Linked DNA regions of Homo sapiens: region 2 is linked to region 1. The links are chromatin loops, found by intact Hi-C in ENCODE. Cell type or tissue: A673. All regions are shown on one strand. Each heading gives the region's core, and the rest is flanking DNA. Links, peaks and the distances in the headings are about the cores only.

What was found. Hi-C counts contacts between places; a loop is a spot of excess contacts. Peaks named below come from ENCODE experiments on the same cell type or tissue, not always from the same donor. Only the 100,000 strongest peaks of a DNase experiment are listed, where the experiment ranks them.
Region 2: it touches region 1 in a loop (2.1-fold over the local background); 3 of 110 quality-filtered maps call a loop at or near these places.

Annotation. Positions count from the first base shown.
Region 1 is chr1:37,740,570-37,748,569 of GRCh38, reverse strand. The region is part of intron 5 of EPHA10 (EPH receptor A10); the gene reads left to right. Among named protein-coding and RNA genes, the nearest start is that of EPHA10, 21 kb to the left of the region's middle. In A673, for the core only: no CTCF peak of the experiment used is centred there; no DNase peak of the experiment used is centred there; H3K27me3 peaks cover 3,794 bases.
Region 2 is chr1:37,783,431-37,800,105 of GRCh38, reverse strand. It overlaps MANEAL (mannosidase endo-alpha like), which reads right to left and starts at 6,259. Exons shown (of 4, transcript NM_001113482.2): 1 at 5,374-6,259; 2 at 4,260-4,369; 3 at 3,286-3,362; 4 at 1-539. The coding sequence starts at 5,923. RefSeq lists silencers at 5,923-6,042, 6,303-6,352. In A673, for the core only: no CTCF peak of the experiment used is centred there; DNase peaks (open chromatin) are centred at 4,545 and 6,015; H3K27me3 peaks cover 1,195 bases.

The DNA of each region.
Region 1 (8,000 bases), core at 1-8,000:
GTTTTGTAATGTGTTCTTTGTCAAGTTTTGGCACTATGGGGATGCTGGCTTTGGTAAAGGTATCTGGAAAAATTTCTTCTTTTTCTCTGCTCTGGGACAGTTTTAACAACACATTTACATATTCTTTGAAGGCATAAAAAACTGCCTGGGAAACTTTCTGGGTTCTATGCCATTTTTGGAGAGAAAGTTTTATTTATTTGTTTATTTATTTATTTGAGATGGAGTCTCTGTCGCCCAGGCTGGAATGCAATGGCACCATCTCAGCTCACTGCAACCTCTACCTCCCAGGTTCCAGTGATTCTGCTGCCTCAGCCTCCCAAGTAACTGGGATTATAGGCAACCACCACCACGCCCAGCTAATTTTTGTATTTTTAGTAAACATGGGATTTCACCACGTTGATCAGGCTGGTCTTGAACTCCTGACCTCAGATGATCTGCCTGCCTTGGCTTCCCAAAGTGCTGGGATTACAGGCGTGAGGCACTGCACCTGGTGGTTTGATATTTTTAATCTTTACTGTAACGTCTTGATCAGTTTTATAAATTTGTGCTTTCCTAGAAAATATTTTGGTGTTCTTTTTCTAATTTATTATTAGAAATGTATATACATTTCCTCAGTACCTGGAGTTAACTTCACTTTCTCTTTCTTCCTGTTGTATGCTTGTGATTTCTGTCTTTTTTCTTAATTATCCTTGCCAGAAGTTAATTTTACTGGTTATGACACAGAATCAGCTCTTGAACCTATCAATTCCATTGTTCTTTACTTTCGTCACTTATTTTATGATTTATTATTATTATTATTTTTGAGATGGAGTCTCACTCTGTTGCCCAGGCTGGAGTGCAGTGGCACCATCTCAGCTCATTGCAACCTCTGGCTCCCAGGTTCCAGTGATTCTGCTGCCTCAGCCTCCCAAGTAGCTGTGATTACAGGTGCACGTCAGCATGCCCGGCTATATTTTATGATTTTATCTTTATTAATACCACTCTCCTGCTTTCCTGAAGTTTTTTTTTTTTTTTTTTGAGACAGTTTCACTCTGCCTGTCACACATGCTGGAGTGCAGTGGCATGATCTTGGCTCACTGCAACCTCTGCCTCCTGAGTTCAAGCGATTCTCCTGCCTCAGCCTCCCAAGTAGCTGAGATTACAGGTGCACACCACTACGCCTGGCTAATGTTGTGTTTTTTGTAGAGATGGGGGTCTCACTATGTTGCCCAAACTTGTCTTGAACTCCTGGACTCAAGCAATCTACCTGCCTTGGCCTCCCAAAGTTTTGGGATTACAGGTGTGAGCCACCCCACCCAACCTCTGAAGTCTTTTTCTAGGCAAGTTCAGTGCTTAGTTATTTTTTGTTTAAATTTTTTAAAGCTATGAGTTTTCCTCTGAATATAGCTTTGTCACTTCCAATACATTTGATACATGATATTATCACATTGTTAGTATTATAAGGTTTTTTTAGGTATAATTCATGTAACATAAAATTCACCCTTTTGAAGTATACGGTTCAGTGATTTTTCATATATCCGCATAGTTGTGCAACAAGTGCTATCTAATTCTAAAACATTTCATCACCCTGAAAGGAAACCCATTAGTCACTCACCATTCCATCCACCTCCTCTAGCTCTTGGTAACAACTAGGTCTTTCTGTTTCTATGGATTTGCCTCTTCTTGGCATCTCAATACATGGAATTATACAATATGTGAACTTGCATGTCTGGCTTCTCTCACTTAGCATAATGGCTTCAAGTTTCATCCATATTGTAGCACGTATCAGTACTTCATTCCTTTTTATGGCTGAATGACATTCCATTGCATGGATAGACCACAATTTTGCTTATCCATTCATCAGTTGATAGACATTGGGCTGTTTCCACATTTTGGCTATTATGAATAATACTATTATGAATATTAATGTATTCATAATACATTAATGAATATATGTTTTTGCATAAACATATATTTTCAGTTTTCATGGCTATATACCTAGGAGTAGAATTGCTAAGTCATATGGTTATGGACTGAATTATGTTACCTCCAGATTCATGTGTTAAAACCCTAAACCCCAATGTGACTATATTTGGAGAGAGTCTCTTTAAGGAGGTAATTAAGGTTAAATGAGATATAAGGGTGGGCCCTAATCCATTAGGACTGGTATCTCTATAAGAAAAGGGAGAGACACTACCCGGTGTGGTGGCTCACGCCTGTAATCCCAGGACTTTGGGAGGCCGAAGTGGGTGGATCACCTGAGGTCAGGAGTTCGAGACCAGCCTCAACATGGAGAAACCCCATCTCTACTAAAAATACAAGATTAGCTGGGCATGGTGGTGCATGCCTGTAATCCCAGCTACTCGGGAGGCTGAGGTAGGAGAATTGCTTGAACCTGGGAGGTGGAGGTTGCGGTAAACCGAGGTCGTGCCATTGCGTTCCAACATGGGCAACAAGAGCGAAACTCCATCTCAAAAAAAAAAAAAAAAGAAAAGAAAAGAAAAGGGAGAGACACCACAGCTCACTCACTCTTTGTCCATATGTGCACAGAGGAAAGGCCACGTGAGAATACAGTGGGAAGGTGGCTGGTCAGGAAAACAGCTCTTACCGGATTACAGATCTGCTGACCTCTTGACCTGGGACTTCTAGCCTCCAGAAGTGTGAGAAAATAAATTTTTGTTATGAAAGCCAAAGGTGGCTTTTGTTAGGAAAGCCACCTTTGTTATTTATTTATGTATTTTTTGAGACAGTCTTCCTCTGTCACCCAGGCTGGAGTGCAGTGGTGCGATCTCAGCTCACTGCAACCTCCGCTTCCCAGGTTCAAGCAATTCTCAAGCCTCAGCTTGCCAAGTAGCTGGGATTATAGGTGCGTGCCACCACGCCTGGCTAATATTTGTATTTTTTAGCAGAGACAGGGTTTCCCCATATTGGCCAGGTTGGTTTCAAACTCCTGGCCTCAGGTGATCCACCTACCTTGGCCACCCAAAATGCTGAGATTACAGGTATGAGCCACCATGCCTGGCTTGAAAGCCACCTTTGTTATTAAAGGTCTGTGGTTTCTTTTTATGGTAACCTGAGCTGACTAATACATATAATAACTTTTTAACTTTTTGAGGAATTACCAACTTTTTCAAAGCAGCTCTACCATTTTGCATTCCTACCTGCAAAGTACAAGGGTCCAAGTTTCTCTGCCTCCTCACCAATACTTGTTATTGTTTGTCTTTTAAACAGTAGCCATCCTAGCAGATGTGAGGTAATATCTCATTGTGGCTTTGATTTGCATTTCCCTAATAACTAATGATATTGAACATCTTTTCCTGTGCAGGGTTTTCTTTTTGTCATTAAGTTATATTATAACTATAGATATGTATTACAGACACTAGACCCTTGTGTTCATTTCCCAGGGTTGCTCTAACAAGGTGCCAAAAAACTGGCTGGCCTAAAACAAATGTATTGCAAAATCAAGGTGTCGTCAGAGCCACGCTGCCTCTGATGATTCTAGAGGAGGACCCTTCCCTGCCTTTCAGCTTCTTATGTTTCCTGGCAATCCTTGGTGTTCCTTGGCTCGCAGACGCATCACTCTAGTCACATGGCTGTCTTCTCCCTGTGTCTTCACATCATCATCTCTCTAGGTGTTTTTCTCTGTGTTCAAATTCTTCTTTTCATGAAGATGCCAGTCATATTGGATTAGGGCCCACACTAATGACCTCATTTTAACTTGATTACCTCTGTAAAAATAAGATCACATTCTGAGATGGGAAGTGGTGGTTGGGACTTCAACATATCTTTTTTGGAGACACAATTTAACCCATACAAACCTTGTCAGATACATGATTTGTGAATATTTTCTCCCACTCTGTGGTTTGGCTTTCACTTTATTGAGAATAGCCTTTCAATCACAAAAGCTTTTAGTTTCTTTTTTTTTTTCCCCAAGATGGAGTCTTGCTCTGTTGCCCAGGGTGGCGTACAGTGGTGCAATCTTGGCTCACTGCAACCTCTACCTCCTGGGTTCAAGCGATTCTCCTGCCTCAGCCTCCAGAGTAGCTGGGACTACAGGTGCACACCACCACATCCAGCTATTTTTTTTTTTTTAGATGGGCTGGAGTGCAGTGGCATGATCTCTGCTCACTGCAACCTGTGCCTCCTGGGTTCAAATGGTTCTCCTGCCTCAGCCTCCCGAGTAGCTGGGATTACAGGCACACACTGACGCACCCAGCTAATTTTTTTTTTTTTTTGTATTTTTAGTTGAGACAGTTTTACCATGTTGGCCAGGCTGGTCTCGAACTCCTGACCTCGTGATCCACCCGCCTCAGCCTCCCAAAGGGCTGGGATTACAGGAGTGAACCACTGTGCCCGGCCAAAAGCTTTTAATTTTGATGAAGTCAAATTTATTTATTTCTTCTTTGGTTGCTTGTGCTTTTGGTGTCATCGCTAAGAAACCATTGCTTAGTCCAAGGTTAACATTTCTGTGTTTTCTTTTAGTGTTGTAGTTTTGAATCAAATTATTTTAGAGGATGTGCTTTTATTTCCAGATGACTTGCTTTTATTTTGTTTGTCTTTACGTTGCTGATTGTAGTGCTTCATGGAGGTTTGTACGTGGTAAAAATTTTTAAACTATTTCATGGCTACTTTAAAACAATGTGCACTATTTTATGGTGTAGTTCTTTCTCTCTCTGTCTTTATATATCTATATCTATCTATATATACACAGATGTTCCTCAACTTAATGACGGGCTTATGTCCCATTGGGCTTATTATAAGTTGAAAATATTATAAGTCAAAAATGCATTTAATGCACCTAGCCTGCCAGATATCATACCTTAGCCTAGCCTACTTTAAACATGCCCAGAACACTTACATTAGCCTACAGGTGGGCGAAATCACCTATTTTACAATGAGTATTTTACACTGAGTATCATGTAATTTATTGAACACTGTACTGAAAGTGCAAAAATAGAATGGTTGTATTGCTTTTACACCATGGTAAAACAATCATCAGTTAAACCATCACGAGTTATTATTCAGTTGTGGTTCCTTCTTATTTTTTACTTGATGTTCCAAAGACTGAGAGGGGTTCATTTTGCATTCTGTTTGTGATTTTGTTAAAATTCCTTGTATTTGTAATGAATTTTATTTTAAATATTTCAATTTTGCTGATGCACTTTTAGTTTCTTCACCCAGCCCTTCTCAGTTTCTCCATTTTTATCTCATCTCGTTTCTTTTTCTTCTCCACCTGTTTTCTCCTTATGACCTTCTGTACATAGTTGGTGGAGGCTGTGTTTTCTTTCTTCTTAAAGTGCCAGAGCGTTTTACTTACTCTCTATCATATTAAATCACTTTTCAAGATCTACTTCTCCTGAGTCTTCAGAATAATGTTCCTATTCTCTTATTCTGAAATATTTTTTCATATACCCAATTTCTGGTATTTTCTGTTTACTTGTTCTTGAGTAAGGAAATAGCTGGTGTTTGTCAACAACAACAAAAAAGATGCGTGAATTGCCCTTTGAATTAGTTATGAGGTTTTCAGCTGCAAGTAACAATAAATCTCAGTCTAACTGATTTTATTTTATTATTATTATTATATTATTATTATTAGAGACAAGGTCTTACTCTGTCACTCAGGCTGGAGTGCAGTGGCATGATCATAGGCTCACTGTAACCTCAAATTCCTGGGGTCAGGTGATCCTCCCGCCTGAGCCTCCCAAGTGGCTAGGACTGCAGGCATGCCAACATGCCTAGCTAACTTTTTTTTCTTTTTAAATTGTTTTGTAGAGACGGAGTATTGCTATGTTGCCCAGGCTGGTCTCTAACTCCTGGCCTCAAGCAAGACCCCCATCTATGCCTCTCAAAGCTCTGGGATTATAGGCATGAGCCACAGTGCTGGGCCCTAACTGACTTTAACTTAAATGATTTCTTAGCTCACATAAGAGGGCTAGAGTTAAAGCTTGGTTCATTCAGCAGCTCAAAAGTGTCCTCAAGGACCTAGGTTTTTTCTGTCTGTCCACTCTGCCATTCTCATCACATAGGCTGGTTCCCTCATGGTAGCAAGGTGGCTGCAGCAGCTCCAGACATCACATCCTTACCATTCAGAGGCAGAAAAAGAACTGTTTCTTCCTTGCAGGTATCTTTTTAAAAGCAAGAAACTTTTCTCTGAATCCCCTGTCCCCAGCTAACTTCTTTTGTTGGCCAGAACTGGATTGTAAGCCCAACCCTAAACCATTCACTGGCAAAGGGAATGAGTGCACACAAATGTCTTAGAACAGCCAGAAGTTACCCAAGTCACCTATGGGGAGACAGTAGACTATGAACCAAAAATTCAGCTCAGCTAGCAGGAAAGGGGGACAAGGCTGTTGACTAGGTTTCCAGTACTATCTGCTGTAACTTTGGCCCCACTTGGGTGCTGGCTGATTCCCATCCCAAATCTACAGCTGGAGAGCCGGTGCTTGGTGTTAGTTTTTAGCTCCACTAGCAGGATTTATCAGGCTTTCATCTAATTATCTCTTCGGAGCTGAGATGGAACCATCTTCTACCTCTCTATCCTGGCCATCTGATGCTTTCCACAAATGTAGCTCAAAAATGGACATTTCTAGCCTCCTTTTCCATCTCTGCCCCATCTGTATTCGCAAGGAACTTTGCCACCTCCTAGAATGCTTCATCACTCCTCTCGCCTTTGTGCTCAGGCCTTTTCTGGGAGCTGCCGTCTCAAAGTGAATTTTGGCTGAGAAGCGCCCCCGGGGGATAGGGAAGAGCACTCTTCCTCGAAAGCAGCTCTGCAGTAGAGTGCTGGCTGTGCATTGTCCACTTGACAAAGACTTGGCTTTTTTTTTTTTTTAAAGGGTCAGACACTGAAGGGAGGAATAAAGGATTTTTTTGAGTTATTTTTAGAATGGGAGGCAATGCCACTCTGTGGGCAGTGTAGCCTAGGGGTTCATTACAATTGCACTTTTTGATCTAGTCCCACTGCCTTGATCATAAGTAGAAATGTGCCACTCTACTCTCCAGCCCCCATTCTGGCGATCAGCTGTCAAGACTAGTTTATGGTGATGGTGTAGGTTTTCAACTCTTACTGTGTCTTTATGTTTTAATTGGAATTTGGGAAAGACATGGAGTGGAGGCTGCTAGATATATATACCATTTAAGACTAGAAGCCACATCCACGCACTTGTCAGAGCCTGAGCCACCTACTCCGTTTCCACTTTCTTGCTTTATTACTATCTGATCGGTACTTTCCTCAATCCCCTGAAGGCACCGGGAACGTCCACTTTATGAAAGCCAGTGGGAAGTTTGAATCATCATCTTACTCTGTTGTCTCCTCTCAGCGTAAGACATGGCCCAGCGCCAGCTCCTCTTGCTGGAATGCTGGTGCTGAGCACTCGCTCAGTCCCTCATAACACATTACTTCATAAAATTCCCACAGCAAGCCTAGGAGGTGTCATCATTGTTCTCATTTTACACACGGGGAAACTGAGGCTCAGGGAGTAAGATCACTTGCTTGTGGACCAATAGTGGGCTAACCACTGGAAAAGTCAGGAGGGAACCTTCCTAAATGTTCTCTTCCCTGGGCTTCCATCACCTTGCCCACCCTTGGTCTTCCTCCTGCCTCTCTGGCTCCTCCTTGTCAAGCTTCTCTTCCTTTGCCTGTTTCTTAATTGTTGGCGTGTCTCAGGCTTATTCCCTAAAAGCTTTTCCTCTTCTCTTTTTATGCGTTTTCCCTGGACAGTTTCATCCCTTCACCTTATCATGGCTCCTGCATCTCCATTTTTCTCCCAGACACCTTTTCTGAGCCCTGGAACCATTTCTCCCACTGCCCTCCTGGCATCTTCTCTTGGAAACCCCTTTGCCGAACACTAACCCCAGGCCTTATTATCTCCCGTATATGTGTGTATGTGTGTGTATGCTGCTGTTCATCTGACATCATCCAGACTGGCGGTTCTCAAACTTGTCTGCACGCTGGAATCACCAAGAAACTTAAAAAATAAAGCAACTGGCTGGGCACGGTGGCTCACGCCCGTAATCCCAGC
Region 2 (16,675 bases), core at 626-8,625, 51 kb before region 1:
ACAGGCGGGTGGGTGTCTTCTTGGGAATGGCCTTCTCAATCTGGGTGCCCTCGTGCCACTCATTGAAGGAGGTAATGGAAACGATCTCGGGCCTCACTGTCAGGGCCGCCTGCAGGGCCGTCTCATAGTACTTGCCATTGACCCTGTTGCGCGTATTGTGGTTGTTCCAGGGCCGAATGCTGGTGTCTATGTAGCCAGGCCCCACACTGGGGATGAACATGAGGTTGTTGGCATCACAAAAGTTCTTCACAGCTTTCCAGTTCTGATGGGAAGAACCAAAGGAGAAACCATTGGAGGCAAAGTAGGTGTACATGCCGTCAAATCCGGCGGCCAGGATATCGTGGGTGTGGCCCTCCTCCACCAGCAGCGCTATGAAGACCCCATCGTAGGGCGTGTTGCGGATCGAATGGGGCCCGTTTGGTGTCAGGAGGTGGGCCCAGGCCTCAGGGGACGTCAGGTATGAGTCGTAGATATAAAAGAGTGGGAGGCTCTTGCCCATGCTGTTCTTATAGCGGTAAAATGCACCATGGGAGCCATACCTGAGAAGGAGAAAGAAGAGCCTCAGCTGGATGGGAGAGACCAGCACAGCTGTAGGACCTCCCGTGGATGAGATACGGATGCAACACAGCCCAGTTCTGGAGCCAGTCAGTCTCCACAGTTGGAGTCATCATGCCTCTAAGCAAGAACCTGGTTCCCTCCTTCCTCTCTCCAGTTGTCATTCCTAAGCCTCACTTCCCTACCCTTAGCCAAGCCACCACCGTCTTCCATCTGGATTGCAACAACAGCCAGCTAACTGGTCTCCAGGCTCCCATCCTGCCTCCATATAATCCATTCATTATTCCCACCTACTTGATCTGGCCCTGCCTACTCCATTCCTGCTCTTTTCCCAGCTATTACTCCCCATCTGGCCTTTCTATCCGGCTCTCATGTGTCATGCAAGCTTGTTCCATCTTATGGGACTTGCATCTGCCAGCCCTCTGCTTGGAATTTTCTCCCTGCCTCCGGATCTTTGCAGAGCTGACCCTTTTTCTTTTCTTTTTTCTTCTTATTATTACTACTTTTTTCTGAGATAGGGTCTTGCTCTGTTGCTCAGAGCTGGAGTGCGGTGGGCGATCTCAGCTCACTGCAACCTCTACCTCCTGGGGTTCAAGTGATTCACCTGCCTCAGCCTCTCAAGTAGCTGGAATTACAGGCACCCGCTACCATACCTGCCTAATTTTTGTATTTTTAGTAGAGATGGGGTTTCACCATGTTGGCCAGGCTGGTCTTGAACTCCTGACCTCAGTCAATCCACCCACCTCAGCCTCTCAAAGTGCTGGGATTACAGGTGTGAGCCACTGGGCCTGGGCTTTTTTTTCTTTTTTCTTTTTTTTATTCTTAAGTCTCACTGTATCGCCCAGGCTGGAGTACAGTGGTGCCATCGTAACTCACTGCAACCTCAAACTCCTGGGCTCAAGTGATCCACTCACCTCAGCCCCCCAAATAGCTGGGACAATAGGCATGCATCACCATGCCCAGCTAATGTTTAAAAAAAAATTTGTAGAGATAGAGTCTCCCCATGTTGCCCAAGCTGGTCTCAAACTCCTGGCCTCAAGTGATCCTCCCACCTCAGCCTCCCAAAGTGCTGGGATTACAGGTGTGAGCCACCACACCCAGCCCTGACTGCTCATTCAGGTGTTAGCTCACCTGTTGTCTCCTCAGACTCACCTGACCTGACTATCCATTCTTAAGTAGCATCGTGGGCACACTCTAGCACAAAATCCTGTACAGATCACTGTTTGATTTTTCCCATTTAATTACTGTCTGCTCCACAGTACCTGCAACATACACTAGAAAGTAAACATTATGAAATCAGAAATTTCGCTAGTCCTACCCATTACTGTACAACTGGGCTTAAGTCAGTGCCTGGACACATGTAGGCACTCAATACTCTCTTTTTTTTTGTTTGTTTTTTTAAGAGACAGAATCTTGCTCTGTTCTCAGCTGGAATGCAGTGGTGTAATTGTGGCTAACTGTAACCTCAAACTCCTGGGCTCAAGTGATCCTCCCACCTCTGCCTTCCAAGTAGCTAGGACTACTACAGGCATGCACTGCTATGCCCAGCTAATTTTTTTTTTCAGTAGAGATGGGGTCTTGCTATGTTGCCCAGGCTGATCTCAAACTCCTGGCCTCAAGCAATCAATCCTCCCACCTCTGCCTCCCAAAGCCCTGGGAGGCCGGGTGCAGTGGTTCACACCTGTAATCCCAACACTTTGGGAGGTCGAAGTGGGCAGAGCATCTGAAGTCAGGAGTTCAAGACCAGCCTGGCCAACATGGTGAAATCCCAGGCTGGAGTACAGTGGTGCCATCATAGTTCACTGTAACCTCAAACTTCTGAGCTCAAGTGATCCACTCACCTTAGCCCCCCAAGTAGCTGGGACCATAGCTGTGCATCACCACGCCCAGCTAAAGATACAAAAATACAAAAGTTAGCTGGGTGTGGTGGTGGGCACCTGTAATCCCAGCTACTCAGGAGGCTGAGGCAGGAGAATCGCTTGAACCCAGGAGGCAGAGGTTGCAGTGAGCCAAGATTGTGCCACTGCACACCAGCCTGGGCAACAGAGTGAGACTCTGTCTCAAAAAAAGAAAAAAAAAAAAAAAAGCACTGGCATTACAGGCATGAGCCATTGCACGCAGCCTCATTCAATATTTATTTATTTATTTTTGAGATGGAATCTCGCTCTGTCACCCAGGCTGGAGTGCAGCGGTGCAATCTCGGCTCACTGCAACCTCCGCCTCCCAGATTCAAGCGATTTTCCTGCCTCAGCCTCCTGAATAGCTGGGATTACAGGTGTGCGCCACCACGCCTGGCTAATTTTTTTATTTTTAGTAGAGACGGGGTTTCACCACGTTAGTCAGGCTGGTCTCGAACTCCTGACCTCAAGTGATCCGCCTGCCTCGACCTCCCAAAGTGCTGGGATTACACCATGCCTGGCCTTCATTCAATACTTTCTGAATGAATAAATGAGGTGCCTACATTGTAGAAGCTACTTTCACATATATTAATTCGTGTGATTCTCACAAGACTCAAAGGTTAAGAGGCTTGCCTCATCACAGATTAGAAGCCACAGGACAGGAATTGAAACCCAGGCTGCCTGACTTTAGGCCCAGTACTCTCTTACTATAAAACAGCTGCTGGGAAACACAGGCATTATGCCCTGTGTCTCTTGACCTGCCCCTCCAAACCTTCTATCCCTACCTCCATTTTGATCCCCACCAAAATCCCGGCCCCCAGAGCAGCCTTACGTGTCAATGATGTACTTGATGTTGTCATGTACAGTGATGTCATCCCGGCCCTTGTAGGGTTGGATGTGGAAGGCCACCTGCCACAAACAGAGGAGTAATGGTCAGGTGAGTGTCTATCTAGGGGCCACAACATATCAGGCTCAGGATCTAACCATGGCCTGGAGGAGAGGCTGAGTTCAGAAGAGGGCCTGGCAGTGGTGGGCACAGTAGAGATAAAGGCAGCTGCTGCCCTTGAAGGCCAAAACAGGGGTGAGCAGTTTGCCCATCTCCCGCAGCAGGGCATGTGGGAATCATTTTGGTGGGCTGTTACAGGGTGGCTAATAGGTTTCAACCTTGTGCCAGCTCCAAGTGGTTGGTGCTAGCTGCCTGAAACAGTGGAATAAGTATGCTGAAGCTGTGTCAGTGGAAAACTGCTGTGATCTGTTAGACATGTCAGTGGTGGAATTCTCTTCAGGAATAGGGGAGTGGGGCTTTTCTTCTTTCTCTATCATTTTTCTTCCTTCACCACAGAAGCAAGGGATGACTTACTTGATTGGCACATGTGGGGAAATGCTTCGTCCAGTCCGTCCTTCCTCTTGAAAGTGAGCCCACCTGCTGAGAACACCTGCCTACTCCTCGAGGTCCAGCACTGCCTCCCACTAGAGAGTTGAGTCTGCAGGTCCCTTTGGCTCTTGCCTACCCTTTTTCCACCAGGGTTTACAACCTAACCTCTATTATTATTTAACAAAAGTGATAATTATTTAGTCTTCTCTTGGTCCTATATTTAGTTTTCTCAGTTTTCTTAGAATTCAAAAAACTAAGAGCAACATAGGCACCATTTATCTGAACCCTCCCCCAAAACCACACTTGCCACATATTTGTTATCCCTTTGGGCTACTGCCAAGAACTTCTGTAGAGGCACTAACCCTGTGGGCGGAGGAGAGCAACTCTCCAGAATAGGGCAGAGAGCACGTGGCCTCTTCTTGGAGACTCACCTGGATGCTGTACTGATGGGCGGTGTCCAGAATGGCGGGCACCAGGTCATCTGAGGGCTCCCCGTTATCATCAGCCATGCCAGGTGGGTACCAGGACAGGACCAGGACGCCTGAGACGCAACACAGAGGCCACTTCAGAGACACACAGTACCCCCCTCAACAGAGATTTTTTTCCTCACAAACATCTCCAATTGCAAAAATGGTTCCTAAAAACCTGAAGCAAGCCTCCTGCCAGGTTCACTTCCTGCAGATGAGTCCCAGAGCCTCGCGCCCCGGAGCTGTCCACGCCCGCGGTGCTGAAGCGGAGCGCCTGCGGGAACCGTAGCGCGCCAGGCCGGAAGGGAGCCAGGCTTTAGACTGCCTCAGCAAGTAGTAGAACAAAGGGAATGGGAGGACAGTGCCACACCCACCTGGAAGCCACAGGCCTACCTCTGAAGAAGAGAAGCACCCCTAACCCTAACGTCCCGCATGGAGAAGAGCCCTGAGCAGAGGCCATCTGTAAAATCCAGCAAAATTCAGTGACGAAATCCGAAATAAGTGAGCCTCCCCTCCATAGCCTACGAAGGAGGCGCCCTGGGACCTTCCCTCCAGCTGGGTGCTTGATGAAAAGCCTCTAAACCCCCAACACTACCTCCAACTGCAAATAGAGCAGAGGCCTTCATGGAACACGGGCACACTTTCCTCTCTGCAGCCAGCAAAAGCAGGAACGGCTGCTGCTCTACCCTGTACCTGCCATGAAAGCAGAGGCCGCCCTAAGTTCCACTCCTCTGAACCCCAGAACCTGCGGGCCAGGACTCCAGGCCTCACTTCCCATCGCCCAACAAATTTGAAGACTCTGCCTCCCTCTCCTGGTGCAAACTCCTAGCAGTTCCGCCCTATGGGAAGGGCCCTGGATGTTAGGGATGGAAGGGCCCAGCTGGGGGGTCTGAATACTAGACGGAGGGGCGGTGTCGCATGGTGGGCCCAGGATGAGAGTGGGAGGGAACAGCTAAGAAGCCAGGCTGGCGGATAAGTGGGACCAAAGGGCCGGTGACAGGACCAGAGGGAGCTGGGGTGTGGGAAGGAGGAAGGGTGAGGCTGGGGGGCAGGGCCGCCCGGGGTGGGGGGCGCTCACCGATGGCGGCTTCCTTGAGCTGGGTCATATGCTCCCGCAGCACTTCGGGGTCCCGGGAGCTGTAGGGCCCCAGCTCCGGGTAGAAGCTGGAGCCCAAGTCGTCTGGGGGGCTGTGGCGGCCGCGGGGGTAGCTGGCCGAGATCTTGGGGTCCCAGTGCGGCACCATGACGTGGTCCCAGTGAATGTAGTGGCCCTCGCGCCGCGGGCTCCCGTACCACGAGTAGTAGAAGGCGTGCAGGTCCGAGTAGACGCGCAGGCTCTGCACGGGGGCGGGCTCGGCCTCCGCGGGTGCCGGCCCAGGGGAGCCGCCAGGGTCCGCGGTGCGGGGCGGCGGCGGCGGCGGGGGCGGCGCGGCAGGGGCTGCCGGGGCCCTGGCAGCGGGCGCGGGGGCCCCCTCTGGGCGTCGCTCAAAGGGCGCCAGCTCCAGGCCCGGGCCCAGCGCCGGGAGTCCGTCCGGAGCCTTGAGCGTGCGCAGACCCATGAGGGTGCCGAAGGCGAAGAGCAGCACCAGGAACAGAGCGATGCAGGCGCGGCGCCGCCGCCGGGCCATGGCCGACTGTGCGCTCCTGCAGCCGCCGCGCTACCTCCCAGCGTGCCGCGCCATGGCCGCCCGCCCGGCCGCGCGCTTCCCAGGCAGACTGTGCGCCCGGCAGAGCGCGGCGTGGGCGGCGCCCGGCCTGTCCCCGCAGTGCGGGCGGGCTCGGCACACAGGACGCAGGCGGCGCGGACCAAGTGGCCGCGAGCCGAGGGGGAACTGCACGCCGAGTGCAACGCAAGGCCCAGCGAACGGCGAGTTTCGGGGCCACAGGAGCAGGGGCCTGAGTCAGGCCGCGTGACCCGCGAAAGAAGAGTCGCCTGGCTGCCTGGGCGGCAGGTGGTGGCGCCTGGCTGGGGAGCGGGGACGCAGGCCTTCCGGAGCGCGGGAGAGAGGCGGCGCGGCGGGGGCGGGGGCGGAGGCGGGGCGGGGGGGGGAAAGAAGCGCGCGTCGGTGGTTCTCTCCCCAAGGATTTCCTTCTTCGTCGATCCACCTTTACTCACTTCACTGGCCCCCTCCCTACGGGTCTCAGTGCCACCCTTCTAGCCCCAGGTCCCCCATCCCTCGGCCCCCCTCCCCGGCACCCCAGGCAGCCCCTGAACCTCGGGGGAAGGGGCGTCGGGAAATCCCCAGGAATCGGACCCTGCAGACGCCGTCCGGGGCCTGGCGGGCGGAGGACGACCGTGACTCGCGCAAGGTCACACTGACCGGGCCTGGACCCCGGGTCAGGGCGCACTCTCCAGAGCTCGCTGCACTGCCCAGCCTGCCGGGTCGCAGTGTGGCTTAGTGAGTTCTCTGGTTGGAATCTCACGAAGCCAAAATTAAGGCGTTGGCAGGTTACACTCCTTTCTGGAGGCTCTAGGAACGGATCTACGTCCAGCTCAATGGCAGAATTCAGTTCCATACAATTGCAGGGCTAAGGCCCCCATTTGCTTGCTGGCTGTCATCTGGGGGTCTTTCTCAGTTTCTAGAGGCCTGCTGCATTTCTTGGCTTGTAGGCCTGATGTCGTCTGGAGCGGTCTCTCCTGGGAGAACCTCCTAGAGTCAGGGAGGATTAAATGAGATGGTTCCCGTAAAGCACTTCCACGGGGCCTGAAAAGCAAGCGCTCAATACATGTGCGCCTTTCTTCCTGGATTCTGGGCTCCAGAGGACAGGCCCCGTCTTATTTACCTTGTTAGACGCCAAGGGCTGCCGGAACAGCATCTGACACTCACTTCCTAGTGCCGTTTAAGTGAGTACCAGCCCCTGGTGTGATAGTCTGTAGATAATAAGCTTTTCACTCGCTATTGATAGAGTTCCTACACTGCATTATTCATTACTTCATTTATTCAGAAGATAGTTTTGTTTATCATATGCCTCCTTCAGTGGTCCGCAATGACAGCAACTTTGTTTCATTCCCTGTCTGCATGTCTAAAACAGAGCTTGGGATGATGGCGGGCACCCAGTTCTTATTGGTTAAGTAAAATGAATTGTAGGGAACCCAGGAAGAGGAGCAGGGAGCTTGGGAAGTGTTGGTAGACCTGCAGCCGAGGAAAGTGAGCTTGAGAGACCTTATGGTGGTAAATGTGAATGAAGTGGAATGCCTTCAGCTCCAGGTCGCCCATACCCGATTCAGCCTGACTTAAGGAATATGCCAGTGTATCAACTTGCAAAGCAAGGAGCCCAGTGGCAGGGCAGAGTGGGTATTTTCTCTGATCCAACAATGTCATTAGGAACCTGAGATGTTCCCGTCTCACTGCTCTACTCTCCCCACCACTGACTTCATATACAAACCCAGTTCCCCTCATGCCACAAAATGGCTGCTATGGCTATTGACTGCTCTTCCCATTCCACAGGCAAGGGTAAGACTGATTTCTCTTTCCCAGAAGTCCTAAACAAACATCTCATTGAATCTCCTTGGTCTAATCTGGTTTAGGCCTTTTTATGCCAGACAAATTATTGCCGAGGGGGATAGAATTACCATGACTAGATGAGATTACATTTGTGGAGTGGGTTAAATGTTGGAGAGAATACCATGTCTACCAAAGAGTGAGGTGACTCTGGGAATAGAAAGAGTGAGAAGAGGCTGGGTGCAGTGGCTCAAGCCTGTAATCCAGCACTTTGAGAGGCCAAGGCAGGTGGATTACCTGAGCTCAGGCGTTTGCGACCAGCCTGGGCAACACGATGAAACCACCATCTCTACTAAAATACAAGAAATTAGCCAGGCGAGGTGGCAGGCGCCTGTAGTCCCAGCTACTTGGGAGGCTGAGGCAGGAGAATTACTTGAACCCAGGAGGCGGAGGTTGCAGTGAGCCGAGATCACGCCACTGCACTCCAGCCCGGGTGACAGAGCGAGACTCTGTCTCAAAAAAAGAAAGAAAGAAAGAAAGAAAAGAAAGAAAGAAAGAAAGAGAAGAAAACGGGTAAGGACGGCACTCTCAGGAACACCAGCATTTCTGGGACAGGCAGAGGAAGGAGAGAGTCTAAGAAGGAAACAGAAAGAATCATTAACGAGGAACTAAGAGAACAGGGAATGGGTGGTGAAGGTTTTGGAAAAATAGTGGGAAGGTTTCCCCAGCTCCCAGTCATCCCACTATTTCTGGGATGCCCTGAAACAATTGTGTCCCCTGTTGGCCATGCCTGGAGTCCTTGACACTGCCACCTGGCCTTGACAGTTTGACCCAGGGCTAGTACTCTGACCTAGTGGTCAAAATTAGTCCAATGATAGCTTCCCATCTTCCACTGGACCAATCATGAATACTGACCCAAAGGGCATCAATTCCAGTCATTTTTTGGGATTTTACTCTCTGGTCTGCAGGAGAGATTTCATCCTCTTTAAAGATAATGCCATTTGCCGGGTGCGGCGGCTCATGCCTGTAATCGCAGCACTTTGGGAGGCTGAGGTGGGAGGATGACTTGAGTTCAGGCTTTTGAGATCAGCCTGGGTAACATAGTGAGACCTCATCTCTACAAAAAATTAAAATATATTAGTCAGGCATGGTGGCACACGCCTGTACTCCCAACTACTCGGGAGGTTGAGGTGGGAGGACCACTTGAGCCTGAGAGGTCAAGGCTGCAGTGAGCCGTGATCACACCACTGCACCCCAGCCAGGGTGACCGAGTGAGACCCTCTCTCAAAAACAAACAAACAAACAAACAAACAAACAAACAAGATAATGCCATTAGAGGGAAGGGACAGAGAGAAACTTAGTGTTATTGGTGTCCTGATTTCAGTCTTCCTGGCGGCCTAGTTGCGGTGTGAAACACTTGACCATTCTTCCAATAAGTTACCCTTTTATTCTGAGCAAGGTGAGCTGATGGAGCTGACTATTGATTGCCTATCAATCTCTGACAAGACCGAGAAGGGGACTTGGGAGCAGGAGGTCATTTGGAAGGTAATCTCAGGAAGTAAGAGTTAGGAATTGAACAGAATGAGACAAGAACAAAAGAAAAGCCAAACCAATGGTGCACTGAGGATGTCGCTGCTATAGATAATGGGGACTTAATTCTGCCACGTCTTTTCAGAAGTGTACAAATGCCTCCCAGAGTTAGGAGGTGTGAGGCTGAAGCAATTACCTACTGACCCCCTCCTCCACTGGTCAAGCATTTTCCCTAGGGGAGTTAACTTCCTTGTATTTCTGGTCTCCTGTTGCCAAGCAGGCTCCCAGGACATCAGAGAAGGTTTTGAGGCAGGTATAAAGAGAGACGGACACATTATTTATTCAAGTGGGATGCCGCCAGTGTGAGGAAGACTAAGCTCGCACAGAACCATCCATCCTAGATGTACTCATTTTCTGCTGTCATAACAAATTACTATAAATTTAGCAGTTAAAACAGCACAAAAGTTTACTGTCTCATGATTTCTGTAGGTCAAAAGTCTAGGCACAGTGTGACTTAGTGAGTTCTCTGGTTGGAATCTCAGGAAGCCAAAATTAAGGCGTTGGCAGGTTACACTCCTTTCTGGAGGCTCTAGGAACGGATCTACGTCCAGCTCAATGGCAGAATTCAGTTCCACACAATTGCAGGGCTAAGGCCCCCATTTGCTTGCTGGCTGTCATCTGGGGGTCTTTCTCAGTTTCTAGAGGCCTGCTGCATTTCTTGGCTTGTAGGCCCCTTCTTCCATCTTCAAAGCCAGCAACATCAGATCTTGTCCTTCTCACACTTTGGATCTCTCTGACCTCCCTTTCTACCTCTCTCTCATACCTTCCTCTTCTGGTTTTAAGAGCTCATGTGATATATTAGATGCCGTCAGATAATCCAGGGTAACTTCCTCTGTTTAAGGTCAATTATTGGCCAGGTGTGGTGGTTCATGCCCGTAATCCCAGAACTTTGGGAGGCCGAGATGGGAGGATCACTTGAGCCCAGGAGTTCGAGGCCAGCCTGAGCAATATAGCAAGACCCTGTCGCTACAAAAAAAAAAAAAAAACAAAAAAAAAACAAACAAAAGACCAGGCACAATGGCTCACACCTGTCCCAGTACTTTAGGAGGCCAAGGTGGGTAGGTTGCTTGAGCCCAGAAGTTAGAGACCAGCCTGGGTAACATAATGAGACCTCATCTCTAAAAGTTTTTTTAATTTAAAAAATTATAAAATATAAGGTCAACTAATTAGTAAACTTCATTCCATTCCACAAAGTCCCTTCACAACAGTAACTAGATTATTTTCAATTGAATAGCTAGAGGACAGGAATCTTGGTGGGGGACATCTTAAGAGTTCTGCCTAAAAACTTTTCCTAAAATCAAGGTGGGCCAAAGAGATGTGACACGTGGCATTCAAGGTATGTATTACACCCATTCTATCGATTAGAATGTGTGTTCAGCCACAAATAAGAAGGAAAACAGCTAAACATGGCTTAAAGTGCTTCTCACACTTTAGTGAGCATGTCAGTCCCTTGAGGATCTTGTTAAAAATACAGATCCTGATTCAGTAGGTCTGGAATGAAACCTGTTTTTGTTTGTTTGTTTGTTTTGTTTTGTTTTTTGTTTTTGAGACAGGGTCTCACTTTATCACCCAGTCTGGTGTGCAGTAGCCCAGTCACAGCTCACTGCAACCTTTGCCTCCTGGGCTCAAGCAGTCTTCCCACCTCAGCCTCCCAAGTAGTTGAGACTACAGGTGTGCACCACCACGCCTGGCTAATTTTTTTTTTTTTTCGGTAGAGATGGGGTTTTGCCATGCTGCCCAGGCTAGTCTCAAATTCCTGGGCTCAAACAATCCACCTGCCTCAGCCTCCTGTAGTGCTGAGATTAGAGGTGAGAGCCACTGTGCCTGGCCAAGAGTCTATGTTTCTAAGAAGATGCCAGGTGATGCTGATTTGACTGGTCCTTTAGGGCTTAGAGTATAGTGTATTTATTACCCCACATATTAAGGAGGCTTTAACTAGGCTGGTTCTAGAGATGGTTAATCTAAGGGTTCAAAGACACTGTGACATCAGATCACCTTCTCTGTGATTCTTTTTTTTTTTTTTTTTTGGCCTTCCCTTCATGATTGAGAAGGATGGAAGCAGTTCCAAGCATTCCATTCCCACAGGACAACATCCAGGTGCAGAAAAGGGAATGGCCCTATTTTATAATCCTTTTAACAAGTAAGATAAGCTCTTCTAGGAGCTCTCAGCAGGTTTCCCATCACTTCTGATTGGCCAGAATTGTGTCATCTATTCACATCCAAGCAAATCCCGTGCCAAGGCCATTCAGAGGTGAAAAAAATCAGAAAGAAGGGCAAAAGGAAGGGGATTTGGGTAAACAGCCAAAAGTCTCTCCTACATCTGCTCAGAGTCAATTTTCCCCTTCTTCCTTACAGAACTAGGACTGTGTTGAGAGAGCCCCCTTTCCCCACTATGGCTGGAGATGACAGGTTTGTTCTGTGAAAGAGTATAACAAGAGAATCCCCAGACACAGGAGTACTAGGCAACAGGAGAGGGAGGAGTGAGAGGCCATCCTGAAATCCAGGGGAGTCTGGATCAATAAATGGCAAGAAGTCCAGCTCTTTATATCACTCAGCCCCAGGAACACTGGCAGTCATAGGTCAGCCTTCCAGGAGCTGGGCATGGTAGTGCATGCCTGTAGTCCCAGCTACTCGGGAGGCTGAGGTACTTGAGCCCAGGAGTTTGAGGACAGCCTGAGCAAAATAGTGACACCTTGTTTCTAAAATAAATTTAAAAATTAAAGGTTAAAAAAATTTTTTTTTGAGATGGAGTCTCGCTCTGTCGCCCAGGCTGGAGTGCAGTGGCATAATCTTGGCTTGCTTTAACCTCCACCTGCCAGGTTGAAGCAATTCTCATGCCCCAGCCTCTCGAGTAGCTGGGATTATAGGTGAGGGCCACCACGACTGGCTAGGTTTTTTTGTTTTTTGTTTTGAGACGGAGTCTCACTCTGTCGCCCAGGCTGGAGTACTGTGGAGTAACCTCGGCTCACCACAACCCCTGCCTCCCAGGTTCAAGCAATTCTCCTGCCTCAGCCTCCCAAGTAACTGGGACTACAGGCGCACACCACCATGCCTGGCTAATTTTTGTGTTTTTAGTAGAAACGGGGTTTCACTATGTTGGCCAGGCTGGTCTCAAACTCCTGACCTCAAGTGATCCACCAGTCTCGGCCTCCCAAAGTGCTGGGATTACAGGGGTGAGCTACTGCACCTGGCCATAAAAAATTTTTTAAGTCAACTTTCCAAGCAAAAGTCCAAGTGACTCCCTGGAGAAAAAGAAAGACCCTTGGGAAAAGTTCTGCACAGACTGACATTGAGACCCTTGAGGAAAATCCTCCACATACTGAAAAGTCAGCTTACTGCCTGATCAACCCAGAGTGAAACACACAAATCAGCAAACATGCCTCTTGCGTTCAGATCTTTCAATCAGCTTTCTAGTGCCTCACTCTAAACGTGAATAACTAATGATTCTCAGACATTTAGTGAACGCTCCCTGAATGAAAGCCAGATATAAAAAGCTAACAAACAAAAAAGAAAGAAAGGAAGGAAGGAAGAAAAGGATGAAACAGTGAGAGCTAGCCTGGTGCAGTGGCTCATGCCTGTAATCCCAGCGCTTTGGGAGTCTGAGGCAGGGGGATTGGTTGAACCCAGGATGTTGAGGCTGCGGTAAGCCATGATAGTGCCACTGCACTCCAGTCTGGGTGACAGAGTGAGACCCTCCAAAAAGAAAAAAAAAAAAAAGTAAGAGTGAAAGAGTTGATGAGAAGAAAACAGAATGCAGCTAGCCAAATAAACAGATTTTCATATTCATGAAACAAAACCAGAATGCTATATACACGGGGGGAAGGATTGATCAGAAACCAATAAAAAGCTCTTGGAAATTAAAGCAATAGAGCCCAAATTTAAAATTTTATTATAATAGAAAGTTTTGGATGATAAAGCCAAGGAATCTCCCAGGAAGTAGAAAAACAAACCCACCCTGAGGAACCTTTCAGAACACTGAAACGAGAAATTACCAAAGAACTCATAAAATAAAATGTCCTGGGACATGACGTTCTGGATTGCAGTAGCCCCCTAAGTGAACAATGAATTAAAAAATGACCCATACAGTACTCATCATTATGAAAGTTCAGGACATTGAAAACAGAAGATCCAAAAAGCTTTCGAAGAAAAAGAAGTCAAGGATTTGGAATTAGAATGGCCCAGGAAAGCAGAAGGCAGGGGACAATTTCTTCCAAAATTCTGAGGGCAAATAATTTTGGACCTAGGATTCTACAATTAGTTTTAAAATTGTGAGGGTGGTGTATTGAACCTTGTAGTCAAGTAAAATGAAAAAAAAAATTTTTTTTTTTGGTCGGGCGTGGTTGCTCACGCCTGTAATCCCAGCACTTTGGGAGGCCGAGGTGGGCGGATCACGAGGGCAGGAGATGGAGACCATCCTGGCTAACACGGTGAAACCCTGTCTCTACTAAAAATACAAAAATTAGCCAGGTGCGGTGGCATGCACCTGTAGTCCCAGCTGCCGGGGAGGCTGAGGCAAGAGAATGGCATGAACCCGGGAGGCGGAGCTTGCAGTGAGCTGAGATCGTGCCACTGCACTCCAGCCTGGGCAACAGAGTGAGATTCCGTCTCCAAAAAAGAAAAAAAGAAAAAGAAAACATTTTTTTTTAATTATGAGAGTAGAATAGACTTTTTTTTTTTTTTCTGATAGGGTCTCACTCCAGCCCAGGCTGGAGTGCAGTGGTGCAATCTCAGCTCATTGCAACCTCTGCCTCTCTTGCTCAGGTGATCTTCCCACCTCAGTCGCCCAAGTAGCTGGGACTACAGGCATGCATCACCATGCCTAGCTAATCTTTCTATTTTTGGTAGAGACGGGGTTTCACCATGTTGCCCAGACTGGTCTAGAATAGACATTGTTTTTAGGTATTCAAGGTCTCAATTTTTTTTCTCCTATGCTGTCTTTCTCAGGAAGCTACCAAAAAATATAATAGAGAAGTAAATAAAAAAGGTGAGGAGGAACTTGGGATCCAGTAAAAAGGAAATCTAACACAGAGGAAGAGCTCAGGGGAGTCCCAGAGCACTACCTGTGCAGCAAGCCTGAAGAGCAATCTGCCCAATGGAAGCAGGAGGACACCCAAGAAGGCTCTTTCCCAGAGCAGCTGAAATTGATAGATAGGCTGGGCCTGGCGTGGTGGCTCCCGCCTGTAATCCCAGCACTTTGGAAGGCCAAGGCGGGTGGATCACCTGAGGTCAGCAGTTGGAGACCAGCCTGGCTAACATGGTGAAACCCTGTCTCTACAAAAAATACAAAAATTAGCTGGGTGTGGTGGTGCACACCTGTAATCCCAGCTACTCAGGAGGCTGACACAGAATGGCTTGAGCCCTGGAGGCTGAGGTTGCAGTGAGCTGAGAGTGTGTCACCGCATTCTCATTTTTCATTGCTCCATGTGGTTGTATCTTTTTTTTTTTTTTTTTTTTGAGATGGAGTCTCGCTCTGTTACCCAGGCTGGAGTGCAATGGTGCGATCTTGGCTGACTGAAACCTCTGCCTCCCGAGTTCAAGTGATTCTCCTGCCTCAGCCTCCCGAGTAGCCAGGATTACAGGTGCCCCCCACCCCCCACGCCCAGCTAATTTTTGTATTTTTAGTAGAGATGGGGTTTCACCATGTTGGTCAGGCTGGTCTTGAACTCCTGACCTCAGGTGATCTGCCTGCCTTGGCCTCCCAAAGTGTTGGGATTACAGGCATGAGCCACCGCACCCAGCCTGTATCTTTTTTTTTTTTTTTGAGATGGAGTATTGCTGTGTCGCCCAGGCTGAAGTGCAGTGGCACGATCTCGGCTCACTATAACCTCCGCCTCCCGGGTTCAGGCGATTCTTTTGCCTCAGCCTCCCGAGTAGCTGGGATTACAGACATGCACCACCATGCCTGGGTAATTTTTGTATTTTTAATTAGTGACGGGTTTCACCATGTTGGCCAGGCTGGTCTCAAATTCCTGACCTCAGGTGATCCACCTGCTTCATCTTCCCAAAGTACTGGGATTACAGGCGTGAACCACTGTGCCCAGCTCTATATCTTTATTAGTTGTTTTTTCTAAACTCTCCAACACAACATTTAAATTCCTCTGAATCTATTTTCTATACAGTCTTCATATTAGGATACTGATCATCTAATAAACAAAACAGAATGGTCAGATGACAAGTGCTGTAGAGAAACACAAAGCAGGAGGTGGGGAGAGGGAATGCCAGGCTGGGGAAGTTTTACAATGTTTAATAGGTTGGGCAGGGAAGACCTCCCTGAGAGGGTGGCCTGAGGGAGAGAGGAAGAAAACTGTGCAGACGTTTGGAAGAAGTGAGTTCCAGGAAGAAGAAACAGCAAGTTCATTTTCCTGGAGACGGGAGCATGCCTCATGTGTTCTTCATGCATCTGCTAGAATTTTTACTTGCATGTTTTACTGTCAATTCCACTACGTACCTCCCCAACCAAGGGCACCCCAATCTCTGAAGCACATTTTTTTAATGTTTATTTTTTAGAGATAAGACCAACCTGGGCTACATAGTGAGACCCCATCTCTAAAAAGATGAAATAAAAAACAGAATTGAAGCACAGGCCTAAAGACAGAAATAACCATGGCATGTTTGAGAGACGTGCTGTGTTGCCCAGGCTGAAGTGCTGTGGCAGGATCGTAGCTCACTGCAGCCTTGAACACCTGGACTCAAGCATTCCTTCTGCCTCACCCTCCCCAGTAGGTGGGATCACAGGTGGTGCTACTATGCCTGGCTAATTTAAAATTGTTTAATTAGTTGGGGTCTCAAACTCCTAGCCTCAAGTGATCTTCTCACCTCAGCCTTCCAAGTAGCTGAGATTACAGGTGCACACCACCATGTCCAGCAATGCACTTTTTTTTTTCTTTTTGAGACAGAGTCTCACTTTGTTGCCCAAGCTGGAGTGGAGTGGCGCGATCTCGGTTCACTGCAACCTCCACCTCCCGGGTTCAAGCGATTCTCCTGCCTCAGCCTCCCAAGTAGCTGGGACTACAGGTCCCTGCCACCATGCCTGGCTAATTTTTGTATTTTTAGTAGAGACAGGGTTTCACTGTGTTGGCCAGGCTGGCCTCGAACTTCTGACCTTGTGATTGCCCACCTCGGCCTCCCAAAGTGCTGGGATTATAAGCATGAGCCACCATGCCCAGCCAGCAATGCACTTTTTAATTCCCAGTATGCAAATGGTAACCAAGTCATATTGATAATGCTTGCAAAATATTTTCATTCTTTCTCTTTTTGTATATTTCCACTGTCACCATATCAGTCCTATAATGATATAATTATAGAATATTAGGCTATCAGTGCTCTTAGAAACCATCTAGTATAATT